Regions from separate parts of the Homo sapiens genome. Here region 2 is linked to region 1. Evidence: chromatin contacts called from ENCODE Hi-C or POLR2A ChIA-PET data. All regions are on one chromosome and are shown on one strand. Each heading gives the region's core, a stretch centred on a gene start or an enhancer-like site at or near the end of the contact. The rest is flanking DNA. Distances are from core to core; before and after follow the strand shown. Region 1 holds the start of TERF2 (telomeric repeat binding factor 2). Region 2 holds the start of ST3GAL2 (ST3 beta-galactoside alpha-2,3-sialyltransferase 2).

Evidence for each region. Hi-C counts contacts between places; a loop is a spot of excess contacts on that map. ChIA-PET counts read pairs that join two places held with the same protein, here RNA polymerase II (POLR2A). Pooled maps may share reads with other maps.
Region 2: a loop to region 1 is called in a map of naive thymus-derived CD4-positive, alpha-beta T cell, with 9 times the contacts of the local background. The contact joins the promoter of ST3GAL2 here to the promoter of TERF2 in region 1. A Hi-C loop is called at or near these places in 1 of 168 maps with a recorded cell type or tissue (naive thymus-derived CD4-positive, alpha-beta T cell) and 7 of 50 pooled maps. POLR2A ChIA-PET finds 5 or more read pairs at or near these places in 1 of 52 experiments (CD4-positive, alpha-beta T cell).

Annotation. Positions count from the first base shown.
Region 1 is chr16:69,382,277-69,389,396 of GRCh38, forward strand. TERF2 (telomeric repeat binding factor 2) reads right to left here and starts at 3,731. Exons shown (of 10, transcript NM_005652.5): 1 at 3,317-3,731; 2 at 3,115-3,210; 3 at 2,304-2,434. The coding sequence starts at 3,695. RefSeq lists a silencer at 3,347-3,726.
Region 2 is chr16:70,435,793-70,442,912 of GRCh38, forward strand. ST3GAL2 (ST3 beta-galactoside alpha-2,3-sialyltransferase 2) reads right to left here and starts at 3,308. Exons shown (of 7, transcript NM_006927.4): 1 at 3,157-3,308. RefSeq lists an enhancer at 1,260-1,439 and silencers at 2,980-3,179, 3,280-3,459.

The DNA.
Region 1 (7,120 bases), core at 2,481-4,980:
TTACAAAGCTTAAATGCATGAGCAAGGCTCACTGAACCTAGGCGTCTGTAGAATTTTCCCGATCATTAACAGATTCCGTGACTGTAAATGAGAAACTTTTACAAAGTAAATTGAAGAGATGGATGAAATAATATCATTTAACAACTAGGAGATCAAGGTAATTGTGGTTGCCAACCTCAAAGGCAGCCCCCAATGCGCCTCACCTCTTGCGGAGTCCCATTCACACTCTACCAGAGTGAGTCTAGTCTGTATGACCAAGAGCATATGGTGGAAGTGATAATGTGTCACTTCCAAGATTAGACTCTACAAGAATGAGACTTCTGCCTTGGGTTCTTGCTCTCTTGCATGATTTGCTGTAGGAAAACAAAGCTGCCATGTTGCAAGCAGCCTTATCTGTGAAGAGGCCAGGAGCTGAAGTGTCCAGCCAACAGCCAGTAGGAAAGTGAGTCTTGTTAACAACTATGTGAGTAGGGAAGCAGTTGAGTCTTGAAATGACTGCAAACCTAGCTGACAGCTTGACTGTAACCTCATGAGAAACCCTGAGCCAGAATCACTAATAGACTCCTGATCCTCGGAAACTGAAAGATAATATTAACTGTTTTGAGCTGCTTATTCTTGGAGTAACTTGTTACACTGCAGTAACAATAAGCATAAGATCTAGTACGTGGTGGAGACTGGAAAAGGAGAACAGAGTCAACGTAAGAAAATGGCTACTCTGAGAGCTTAGATTTTTCTAATAGATTTTTCCTAATGAACCACCCAAATAAGGAGCTCTATGAGCCTAAATAATAATAATAAATACGCAGCTGAAAGATGAAAGCCCACAAAGACTCTTCCAGAAGAGGGGCCAGATGGCAAATCTATAGCCCTTGTGTTCTAAAGGAGTTGCTACAGGTTGAGCATCCTAAATCTGAAAATCCGAAATCTGAAATGCTCCAATGAGCATTTCCTTTGAGTGCCATGTTGGCACTCAAAAAGTTTCAGATTTGAGGGCATTTGGGATTTCAGATTTTTGGATTTGGGATGCTCAAACTAAATTTAATGCAAATATTCCAAAATCTGAAATCCAAAATGCTTCTGTTCCCAAGTATTTTGGATAAGGGATACTCAATGTGTACTTAATAGAAGTTAAATGAATTATTCTAAACTGGTACCCATTCAAAAGATCCTTAACAGTTCTGAAAGTAGGCATGAATTTCTCCTCCCTTGATAATGTCTATTCTGGCATATGCCTCCCCTCAACCTAAACCTGATTTTCCTATACTAAAAATGTACTCTTGAAATTATTCTTCCTTGGAAATGACTAATATTTAAGCATTTCTTTACCAGACCAAAAGTAGTATCTGCCCAAGGTCCTTAATTAAATAAATAAAATATGTGCACCTCATGCACACTAGTTGTTTTTTAATAGGGTACCCAAGTACAATGTACACAGCCAAGAGACAGGTTTTCCTTGTGAAGCAAGGTTTTTCTTTCTACCCCACCCCCATCTTTGGGATCCCATCCTTTTAGGGGTGCTCTTTTCTTAACCATTTCCCTATTTTCTACCACCAGGGCAATGCTTAGCTGATGTTTTCCATCTTCACCTCTGCATCTGCTTCCACACCCCCCAGCCTTGGTTTTGGGGGAAGAAAAATCTTTTTCTAACTGGTTCCCACAGCCACTTCTATGTTTTAAATTAAAATAATTTCTACTGTTTGAAGCTACCTGAGCCACAACACAGTGACAATCCCAAATTCCTAGACACTCCATTAGCTTTTTTCTTGAATTCAAGAACACTGCCTGTGCCGGATTTCTATCATTCTTCTACCATTACTATTTTGCTAGCTGGCTCATTATCCCAGCACCTCTGATTCTAATCTATCTGTTCAAAAGGGATATTCTCTAAGCCCCTCTTTCTGCAGACAGAAAGAACTCAAAGTCAGTACCACATTTTCCAAGGCCCCAGTTTATCTCCTTGGTTTATTATAAACAAGGGTGACCAAACCCTAGGCCAGAGTTACTTAAGGCCCTTGTAGAGTGCTCCCGAATGGTGCAGTAACCTCCAAAATGTCAGAGCTTCAATGCCAAAGCCACAAGGAAGACCACCCAAATCACAAAAACTGAGCAACTGCCATTACTTCCCAAGCCTGGGTGGGAAAGGAGACACCTGAAGAAATAACGTCTGTGTGTGTGCTTTCTTGCTTGCTCAATCTCTCCCCATTGCTGTTTTCCTCTGCCCCACACAGTAAAGAGTAAGTGCTGTATCCTCAAAGACCCTTGATTTTTGGTCAAAGAAAAAAGATATAAAAATAGAGCCTTACAGCTTCCTTGACCAGTTTTCTACTGGATTCGACCACTGCTTCTGTCAGTGTAAATTCCGTTTTAATCATCTCCAGCACATTGATAGCTGATTCCAGTGGTGTGAGCTCAGCCTCCATATCAAAGGAACAGTCTAGGACAAAGCACAGTTTTCATTTTTAAGCTCTTTTCTAAGGGTAAAAAAGTTATGTCCAAAAATTATATATATATATTTATGGAAATGGAGCATGCAAATATGGTAAGATTTGCATTTAATTTTTTGACATATTTGCTACAGGTTGACATACACGATAAGGGTCCAAATTCAAATCAATGAATTTAACGTGACCATTTTTTAACACCTGTCAAGACAGGCAAAAAAATTATTTTTAAATACCTGCATTTGCCTCTCAAATTCAGAATATACCCATCCTCCTCAGATACGAGTGGCAAGAAACTGACAACAGCTAAATAGCTTTCAAGTTAAATTCAGAGGGGAAAAATGTCAGAGTACTTCCACTCTGAAAAACTCTCTACCATGGGGGAAAAAAGATGTCCATATGAACATAACTCACTTTAGACAGGAGCAAAGTTGGGGTGAGCAATTAACAGGTGGGAGAAGATTTAAAAAAAACACAGAAAAGCAGCCAAGACAACCTTAACCGGAGAAAACTAGAGCCAGTCGAGCCAGAAAACAGACCCATCGTAGAATGAAAAAGACCACTCTGATGGAAACTATCGCACTTTAACCTGGAATCCTTCAGTTCTAGATATAAGTTTTAAAACAAAACCCTACGCAAGTAAGCCCAGAGAAGAACACAAAAATAGCCATACCTAAATTTTCCCCTTCTTCAATCCGCGACAGACACTGCATAACCCGCAGCAATCGGGACACGGTGTGCTCCTTCCCCAAGGGCCTGACAAGCAAAGCTGGGAGAGAAGACATCGTTGGCTGGGCGACCCCCAGTCCCGACTCCCGGTCCCCCGGACCCCCTTCCCCGGCGCTCCAACCCCCCTCCCCCGGCCCGGCCCTCACCCTGCATGATGTCCCGGATCTGTCTGAAGTCCCCGTACCGGCTACCCCGAAAGGCCCGCAGCGCCTCGTGGAAGTAGAACTTGAGCACCCAGCGATTGACTGCCTCTTCCAGCCGTGCCTCCCCCGCGCCGCGCTCCGCCGGGCCCCCCAGCCCCGGCTCGTGGCGCCCCCGCCGGGCCCGCCCGCTACTGCGGGACGCCCGCCTGCCAGCTGCCCGCCCGCTGCCGTCGCTACTCCCGCCTCCTCCCGCCATCGTGTCCGATCGCCGCGCGCCCTCCCCGCCCTCCCGGCCGGGCCGCTTCCTCGGCTGTGACGCCGCTGGGTCACGCACGACGCCCGGGCCGGAAGCGGGGCCCGCCGTCCCGGCTCCCGCGGCCATGATAGAAACAGCGTTCCGAGCCGCCCGCGGGCTTCTGGGAGGGAAAGGACCGGAGGGCCCGGCCCCCTTCTCAGACGCCGTAGTTCCCGATGTGCCGGCCGCAATGCCTCCTGGGGCTTGAAGTCCACACCGCCCAGGCCGGTGAACCCGGCGGGTTTTGCAGTCAACTTCGCTCCGAATTTACAGAAAACAGCTACTATGCTAGGGACGCGGAACAGTGTATTAGAGACTGAAAAACAGGCCGGGATCGGTGGCTCTACGCCTGTAATCCCAGCACTTTGGGAGGCTGAGGCGGGTGGATCACCTGAGGTCGGGAGTTCGAGACCAGCCTGACCAACATGGAGAAACCCCATCTCTACTAAAAATACAAAATTAGCCAGACGTGGTGGCGCATGCCTGTAATCCTAGCTACTCAGGAGGCTGAGGCAGGAGACTCGCTTGAACCCGCGAGGCGGAGGTTGCGGTGAGCCGAGATCGCGCCATTGCACTCCAGTCTGGGCAACAAGAGCGAAACTCCGTCTCAAAAAAAAGAAAAGAAAAAAAAGAAAACCAAATATGTGCACCTTATTAAACACTTTGAAAATTGTGGAAGAGAGCATACACAGAGGAAAGTCTTTAAACAAATTTGTATTTTAACAAATACTGTAATTATAAAGCAAAGACCAGTGTGATACCAATAAATAGAATGCACCTGGCAACCCAGCCGCTAGACATATACTCTTTGTAATCACAAAAATAACACATTTTGTTGTAGAACAATTAGAAAAATAAGCAAAAGGACCACCCATAGTCCCATAGAGGGTCTGAGTCACTTTCAGATATCTCTGATACTCTTGGAATTCACCAACTGGCACTTGACCAAATGGAGAACCTCCAGCTCAGACCTTAGTTCAGGATGGTGGTTGTGGGTGCCTCTTCCTGAGAGGCCCAGTAACTGGTCTAGCTTCAAAGATTGTCCTACCAGCCCCACTAGTCTGGAACCTGCAAAGATCCAGTTTGGGGCCACTCAAAGACAACTCAGAAGTGCAGGTGGCCATGTCCTTGAGGATGTGAATCCCATGCTGGACCTGTGAATTAATATCAGGACCTTAATATGTATAGTATCCTGGAAAGCCAAAAGTTCTATGAGGTACACGTTCCGGGATGAGAGAAGAGGCCTCTAGGTCTGACTGATCTTTGGTGATCATAGCTGCTTTTCTTTTTTTTCTTTGTTTTTCTTGAGATGGAATCTCGTTCTGTCGCCCAAGCTGGAGTGCAGTGGCACGATCTCGGCTCACTGCAAGCTCCGCCTCTGGGTTCATGCCATTCTCCTGCCTCAGCCTCCCGAGTGGCTGGGACTACAGGCGCCCACTACCATGCCCAGCTAATTTTTTGTATTTTTAGTAGAGACGGGGTTTCACTGTGTTAGCCAGGATGGTCTCCATCTCCTGACCTCGTGATCCGCCCGCCTCGGTCTCCCAAAGTGCTGGGATTACAGGCGTGAGCCACTGCGCCCGGCCCATGGCTGCTTTTCCATTCCAGCCTGCTTGCCTTAACCAGGAACCAAATCACTTGCCTTTATTTTAGTTTTTTTGAGAAAGTTTCACTCTGTAATGCAGGTTGGAGTGCAGTGGCACAATCGTGCTCACTGCAGCCTTGAACTCCTGGGCTCAAGTGATCCTCCTGCCTCAACCTCCCAAGTAGCTAAGACTACCAGCGTGTGCCACCATGCCTGGGTAATTTGAAATTTTTTTTCGTAGAATTAGGGGTCTTGCCGTGTTGCCCAGGCTGGTCTCGAACTCCTGGCCTCAAGCACTCCTCCCACCCTGGTCTCCTAAAGTGCTGGGGATTTCAGGGTTGAGCTACTATGCCTGGTGCCAAATCACTTGCCTTTCAATTCTAACTTTTTTTTTTTTTTTCTGAGACAGAGTCTTGTTCTGTTGCCCAGGCTGGAGTGCAGTGGCACGATCTTGGCTCACTGCAACCTCCGCCTCCCGGGTTCAAGTGATTCTCCTGCCTCAGCCTCCCGAGTAGCTGGGATTACAGGCGTGTGCCACCACGCCTGGCTAATTTTTGTATTTTTAGTAGAGACGGGGTTTCACCATGTTGGCCACGCTGTCTCGAACTCCTGGCCTCAAGTGATCCACCCATTGTGGCCTCCCAAAGTGCTGAGATTATAGGCGTGAGCCACTGCGCCTGGCCAGTGCTAACTCCTCTACTTGCTAGCTGTGTAACCTTGAACAAATCCCTTAACTGTCTCTGTGCCTCTGTTTCCACATCTGTCAAGCACAAATAATGAAGGTACCTCTTGGAAATTATACGAAAAGTCAATGAGTTGCTATTTCTAATGCCTTTAGCGAAGGGCTCAGCTTGTGGTAAGGGCTCAGTAAGTGTAAACTGTTTTTTGTTTGTTTGTTTGTTTTTTGAGACAGAGTTTTGCTCTTGTCGCCCAGGCTTGAGTGTAATGGCGCAATCTCGGCTCACTGCAACCTCCATCTCCCAGGTTCAATTGATTCTCCTGCCTCAGCCTCCCGAGTAGCTGGGATTACAGGAAAGCAGGAAGCACTTAAGGTTTTCAAAGAAGTTCCCTTAAAGAGACAGTTGGGTATTTGTGGTAGATAAAGAAGAGAATGATTTTGGGATAACCAGAGGATGATGGGACTTTGAAAAATGAGGAGAAAATCCATCAAGCAGGACACTTATGATTTGCGCACTTTATGTAAGTCATACCTTAATTTTGAAAAAATAAAAGAAAAATGAGTTTTTTTTGATAGAGGAGAGTAGGAGACTTTCTAGGCAGGTCCTGGATGAGTTAATAAAAACAGCTTATACCGGCCGGGCGCTGTGGCTGACACCTGTAATCCCAGCACTTTCGGAGGCCAAGGTGGGTGGATAACCTGAGGTCAGGAGTTGGAGACCAACCTGGCCAACATGGTGAAACCCCATCTGTACTAAAAATACAAAAATTAACTGGGTGTGGTAGCTGAAGCCTGTAATCCCAGCTACTCGGGAGGCTGAGGCAGGAGAATTGCTTGATCCTGGGAGGCGGAGGTTGCAGTGAGCCAGGATCCCGCCACCGCACTCCAGCCTGGGCAACAGAGCCAGACTCCGTCTTAAAAAATAAAGATGAAATAAGGCCTGTAAATAATGTCTGACAATGCTGGGTGCGGTGGCTCACGACTGTAATCCCAGCACTTTGGGAAGCCAAGACATGAGAATCGCTTGGGAGGCAGAGGTTGCAGTGAGCTGAGATGGTACCACTACACTCCAGCCTGGATAGAGTGAGCTCTGTCTTAAAATAACAATAGTAATAATAATAATGATAATAATAACTGGCCAGGCACGGTGGGTCACGCCTGTAATCCCAGCACTTTAGGAGGCCATGGTGGGAGGACCACCTGAGTTCAGGAGTTCAAGACCAGCCTGGCCAACATGGTGAAACCCCA
Region 2 (7,120 bases), core at 2,058-4,557, 1.1 Mb after region 1:
TCAAAATAAAATAAAATAAAATAAAATAAAATAAAATAAAAAAGACTACATCTAGCTGGGCGGAGTAGCTCACGCCTCTAATCCCAACAGTGGGAAGCTGAGGCGGGCGGAGCACCTGAGGTCAGGAGTTCGAGACCAGCCTGGCCAACATGAAGAAACCCCATCTCTACTACAAATACAAAAATCAGCCGGGCATGGTGGCAGATACCTATAATCCCAGCTACTTGGGAGGCTGAGGCAGGAGAATAGCCTGAACCTGGGAGGCGGAGGTTGCAGTGAGCTGAGATCACACCACTGCACTCCAGCCTGGGTGACAGAGCAAGACTCTATCTCAAAAAAAAAAAAAGACATCTGGCCAGGAGCGGTGACTCACGCCTGTAATCCCAGCACTTTGGGAGGCCAAGGCGGGCGGATCACCTGAGGTCAGGAGTTCGAAACCAGTCTGGCAAACATGGTGAAACCCCGTCTCTACTAAAAATACAAAAAGTAGCGGGGTGTCGTGGCGTATGCCTGTAATCCTAGGTTCCTGTCACCCCAGGAAGGGGTGGCCAACAAGGCCGAGACAAGAGAATTGCTTGAACCCTGGAGGCAGAGGCTGCAGTGAGCCGAGATCATGCCACTGCACTCCAGCCTGGGCAACAGAGTGAGACTTCGTCTCAAAAAAAGAAAAAAAAAAAAAAAAAGACTTCGCATCTGCTTGGATTAATCTCTCAAGAAATTGTGATGACCCCAAACCAGTGGTTCTCAAAGTGTTAGCCCTAGGGAGCTGGAGAGAGATGCAAAATATAGGCTCCACCAAGATTAAACCATAAAACTCTGGAGTCCCCTCACACACACACAATCTGTGCCTTAACCAGCTCTCCAGGAGACTATGACTCTCAGTCAAATGTGAAGAATCCTTCCCTAAACCTGTAACCATGAGACCTTCCGCTGTAATTCATTTACTGAACACCCACTAGGTGCTAAGGACCAAGCCAGGTGGTGGTATTTCAGAAAATGAGGACACATTTGAAGAGCATCCACAGTCTAATGAGAGCCAAAATGAAGTATACAAATATGGCCAAAATAAGGCAGGATGTGGTATAGGACAACGCAAAATAATCCATTTCCCACCCCTCTCCCCAGGCCCTACCCCTCAGGTCTTCTTTTGCCATGAAAAGACATGGAAAAACCAAGCCTCCCCAAATCCCCAATCCTGGTATTGCAGACTCCTTAATCCCAGGTGCCTTCTCGAGAAGAGTGGTCCTTACCCTGAGGCTTGGCCGGAGTAGAAATGCTCCCCTGAGGCCATAGCCAGTGGCTCTCAGAAGCTTGGCTTTATCTGGGATTTGCACTCCAAAAGTTCCCAGGAGCCATCAGCGTGCCACAGCACATCACAACAATGCGCTCCCAGGCAGGGTCACTCCCACAGGCCCCTGCCAGACTTGCAAGCAAGGGTGCAGAGGCAGACATAAACACCCACACAGACAGTTGGCCCCCTGGCCTCCCTTCCTCCATTCTCAAGTTACAAGGTTAAAAGCATCCAATTCACAGCCAAGGGGGAGGGCTGGGAAGGGGGTTGCTGAAGCAGTGAACCATCTGGTTCAGATCAAGATTGCTCCTTCAGGAACCCACATAACTCCTAGAGCCTCCTGTCCCTCCTTTCCTCCACCCAACCCACTGGGAAACTGGGGATTGGGGTAGAATGGATGACTATCCCCCTCTGCCCCCCCCGCAAAAAAAAAAAAATCTGAAGAGGACAAAACAAAAAACCTGAATAATACAGGCAAATCTGTGCCACCTCTCTGAGCCCTCGTTCCCTCTAAATCCTGAGTCCCACGACTAAACTTGAGATCACCGCCCACATACTCTGTGCCTTCCTCCACAGAGAGATCAGGGCAGCCAGCAGGCATCCCTCCCTGAAAGGGCAACCCCTCCAAAGTTAGCAGCAGAAGCAAGATGAAGCTTAGGGGTGTGGTCTCCCAGACTCCTCTTATGCCACCATCTCTCTAAAAACCAGCGATACCTTCCACCTGAGAAGGGCTTCAGAGCCCACCAGGCAAGGAAGGGGTGGCCAACCAGCTTCCAAACATCCGTCCCAAAGACGAGGCGGGAGTGTGTTACTGGCCAGAGGTCCCAGAGTGCCCTGTACTCCCCCGGAGGCTTTGACTGAAAAGAGGCCCCAGGTCCCTGCCTGCCCCCAGCACCTCTCTAGCCCCTTTCTCCAACACCACCTTTGACTCAATCCTCCGCTCCTTTACGCAGCTGTAAAGCAAGAGGGAAGATGGGAGACGGGAGATGGATGCAGTTGGCAAAAGATAAATCGAAAGGCTAACTTGAGCAAGCAAGCAATTGGTGCTGACTCCTCTACAGGCAGAGGGAACCCGGAGTGGGTTATGCGAAGGAGGGAAGGCCAACAGGAGCGGCAGGAAGCTAAGGGGAGACTCAAGTGAGCTCAGCCCAGAGCTGTAGCAGGGGGTGGGAAGTTTGGTCCAGTCACAGGGGAATGACTGGGGGTAAGAAATGACTTCCATTCCAAGGCAGAGAAGGAACAGGAGAGAGGAGAGACGAGGTTCAGACCAGCCTCCACGGGACTGGCGCTTTGGCCAAGTTTCTGGCTTCAGCCGTGCCTCAGTTTCCCCAAAGTAGGAAGGTCGAGCCGTGAGAACTGGGCCACTGAGGATGGTTAGGGGGCAGTGCCAGGTAGGGGAAAGATCACAGGGGAGAGAGGAAAGAGGAGCTGATGGGGCAGACAGGCTCTGGCCAAGAGTGGGGCCGGGGTCTCCCAGGTGGAGCAGAGGCCGGGAGACCCAGGGTTAGCGGTACGAACTAGGGAGTGGACTGGAAGTCGGGACCAGGGCAGAGAGCTCTTCCGAGGGCTGGGGCTGGGGCTGGGGTTGGGGTTGGGGGCTGCCGGCAAAGGAGCGGAGCGGGAGCCCTGGGAGGCTGGGAGCGGCTGGACGTGCAAAGCAGAAGGCGGGGATCCGGAATGAGGCCAACGCGCGCGGACCCCCGCCCACACGAGGGAGCCCGGCGCCCCGACCCGGGGGAAGTTGCCGGGCTGGAACGGGCCGGTCTGGGCCGCTGGGCCGCGCCAGCTGCCCGCGCAGGGGAGGTCTGGGCAGCCGGGGGCCCGGGGCGCTCTGCATCCCGCCCGCCCTCATCCCACCCGCGCACCTCAGTCAGCGCCCGGCGCCGCGCGGGCCATGCTCGCCGCTCCGGCCGCCGCCGCCGCCCGCGCAGAAAGCCGTCGCCGCCGCCGCCGCCGCCGCCGCCGTCGTCCGGACCCGTTAGCTCGCAGCTCTCTCGTCCGCCCGCCGTGGGCTAGTCCCGCCCTTGCCTGGCCCAACCCTCCCCGAGCGCCGCCGCCGCCGCCGCCTCAGCCCGGCCCCTCCCCCCACCCCTGCCCGGCTTGAAGGGAAGGGTGGGGGACAGGGGCGACTGCCCCCACCCCATTCACATCCTCCCCGTCTCTCCCTCCCTCCGCCCCCCGCACGCGCGCCGGCATGCTGGGATATGGAGTCCAGCGGGCGCTGGGTCGCTAGGGGCGCCCCGCATCCAGGACTACATCTCCCAGAAGACAGCGCGCGCATCCCAGGGATTGTGGGCTTTGTAGTTTCGCTAGGGCTCAGGGGGTCCGCCGTGCAGGAGGGGAGACGGAGGGGGATGGGAAGTCTTCATTCTCAGAAGGCCGGGCTCCAGCGGCTGGAGCAGACGGCCCCGAGCCGGGTTGGATACGTGGGTTCCTAGGGAGGTGCACACTAGCCGAGGACGCCTCTCAGATGCTGCTGTGGCCAGCTGCTGACGAGCCCGGCCGGAGGGCACTGTTCCCACTCGCGCTCTCAAAGAGCCGCGACCTGAGGCCAGCTTGGCTTCACGCCCGGGCTCTGAAAGCCCGAGCTGCGGTGGGGCCGCTGCGCCCTGGCCTGAGGGGAGAGAGACCCCATCAGCGGTGCGAGCGGGGGTTTGGCCTCGCTGGACTTTGTGTTCCCCACCTAGGAAAAGAGGAAAAGGGGGCAGAGTGTCTATTGGTTCCTCATCCACCGGGGCATCTCCCCCTTGCAGGCTCTCTCTTAGATGCCCGTAGCTTCCTGCTGTTGAGGGTAAAGTGAATGCATTTTAAATATTTGCCATGTCTTTTATTAGCCCATCCTTTCCCTAACTTCCGCACCTATTTCAAAACCTTTATGAAACTCCAGGTAGACTGCAGTTTCGCCCTCCAACAGGCTGAAGTGAGGCTGAAGTGGTTCTGAATTTTTGGTGTGTATGGGATCCTCTTGGCCAGCTTGTTTAAACGCAGATTGCTGCCCCCACCCTCAGCTTCTGGTTCTTTTAGCTCTAGGGCAGGCCCCAGAATTGGCATTGCTACCCCGTCTCCAGGTGTTGCTCATGCTGCCGGTTACTACCTTGATAACCTGATAACCTCTGCTGTTGGTGTTTGCTGCTAACACACCGGTATCCTCTTTCAAGGATGGCCCTTGTGTGGGATAATTAATAATGGCCCTGAAGAGCCAAACCCGGAAAGGCAGGGTCCCAGTCTAGTCCCCTTTAGCACAGGAACGCTCTTTGTTTTTGCTCAAGGTCTCACTGTCGCCCAGGCTGGAGTGCAGTGATGTCATCACGACCCCAGCACTTTGGGAGGCTGAGGCAGGTGGATCACATGAGGCCAGGAGTTAAGACCAGCCTGACCAACATGGCAAAACCCTGTCTCTACCAAAAATGCAAAAATTAGCTGGGTGTGGTAGTGCGTGCCTGTAATCCCAGCTACTTGGGAGGCTGAGGCACGAGAATTGCTTGAATCTGGGAGTTGGAGGTTACAGTGAGCTGAGATCATGCCATTGCACTCCAGCCTGGGCAACAGAGTGAGACTCTGTCTTAAACAAAAAAGGGCCAGGCGTGGTGGCTCACACCTGTAATCCCAGCACTTTGGGAGGCTGAGGCAGGTGGATCATGAGGTCAGGAGTTCAAGACCAGCCTGGCCAAGATGGTGAAACTCCGTCTCTACTAAAAATATAAAAATTAGCCGGGCATGGTGGCAGGCGCCTGTAATCCCAGCTACTCAGGAGGCTGAGGCAGGAGAATCACTTGAATCCGGGGGGATGGAGGTTTCAGTGAGCCAACGTCGCGCCACTGCACTCCAGCCTGGCCGGCAGAGCAAGACTCCGTCTCAAAAACAAACAAACAAACAAACAAACAAACAAAACACCGGCAGACTCTCAACACAAGTGATTTTACCCACCCTCCTCCCTCCACATTAAAAGGCTTCTACAGAGGCGGGTCACAGTGGCTCACGCCTGTAATCGCAGCACTTTAGGAGGCCTAGGCATGTAGATTGTCTGAGCTTAGGAGTTTGAGACCAGCCTAGGCAACGTGGAAAAACCCTGTCTCTCTTTATAAAAAAGAAAAGAAGGCTGGGCGCCATGGCTCATGCCTGTAATCCCAGCACTTTGGGAGGCCGAGGCGGGTGGATCACAAGGTCTGGAGTTCAGGGGTGGCCTGAACTCTTCCAGCCTGGCCAAGATGGTGAAACTCCGTCTCTACTGAAAATACAAAAAATTAGCGGGGCGTGGTGGCAGGCGCCTGTAATCCTAGCTACTGGGGAGGCTGAGGCAGAGAATTGCTTGAACCCAGGAGGTGGAGGTTGCAGTGAGCAGAGATTGCACCACTGCACTCCAGCCTGGACAACAGAGCAAGAATCCGTCTCAAAAAAAAAAAGAGACTTAAACAGTAATATAGTTTCTAACAGCTCAAGGTCACATCCTGGGATGACCCAAACCCACCTTAAAGTGCCTGCCTGAGAAGGCGCACCACTGCCGAAAGAATTTACTGTTCCAGGCGACACCCAATCATAGGCTCTGACTACACTTTCTCAGAGCATTTACTAAAAAGGGCTCACAATTGTGAATTCCTTATCTGATCCTTTGAGATGTGTAAGTATCTTCTACAACTCAAGAGTGTCTTTCTCAAGGACCTGAAAGCCATTCCTTGAATGTCGTCATCCTGAAGGATAAGGCCTCTTTGTGGGAGGACAGAATCCTAACTTTGATAATTGCCAGCTAGTGGACAGAGCTGTACATTGACCAATCCTTTGCAATTTTTCATGTCCCTGACTCTACCGAACCCCTGCTTGCCACCTTCCCTACTCCTTCATCCACTTTAAAACACAACTAGGCCAGGAACAGTGGCTCACACGTGTAATCCCAGCATTTTGGAAGGCCGAGGTAGGCGGAGCACTTGAGGTCAGGAGTTCGAGACCAGCCTGGCCAACATGTTGAAAGCCCATCTCTACTAAAAATACAAAAAATTAGGGCCGGGCGCAGTGGCTCATGCCTGTAATCCCAGCACTTTGGGAGGCCAAGGCGGGCAGATCATGAGGTCAGGAGATCGAGACCATCCTGGCTAACACGGTGAAACCCTGTCTCTACTAAAAATACAAAAAAAATTAGTCGGGCCTGGTGGCGGGCACCTGTAGTCCCAGCTACTCAGGAGGCTGAGGCAGGAGAATGGTGTGAACTCGGGAGGTGGAGCTTGCAGTGAGCTGAGATCACACCACTGCACTCCAGCCTGGACGACAGAGCGAGACTCCGTCTCAAAAAAAAAAAAAATGCAAAAAATACAAAAAATTAGCCAGGTGCAGTGGTGGGTGCCTGTAGTTCCAGCTGCTTGGGCGGCTGACGCAGGAGAATCACTTGAACCTGGGAGGCAGAGGTTGCAATGAGCTGAGGTTGCAATGAGCTGAGATCGCACCACTGCACTCCAGCCTGGGCAACAGAGCAAGACTCTGTCACAAAACAAACAAAAAACACAAGTTATCTTGCCAGACTCACTGGCTTGTGCCTGTAATCCCAGCTACTCTAGAGGCCGAAGTGGCAGGATCACATGAGGACAGGAGTTTGAGACCAGCCTGGGCAGCGTAACAAGACCCCATCTCTAAAAAATAAATTTAAATTCCCAGTCACTTCTGTACAAATCAAAGTTGGGCCAAGTTCACGCTGGACCCTCTTCCCTATTGCAATAGTATATTACAAATTAAAATCTGTTCTTACCACCTTTTTTTTTTCTTTTTAGAGACTAGGTTTTGCTGTCTCACCCAGGCTGGAGTGCAGTGGTGTGATCATGGCTCACTGCATCCTCGAACTCC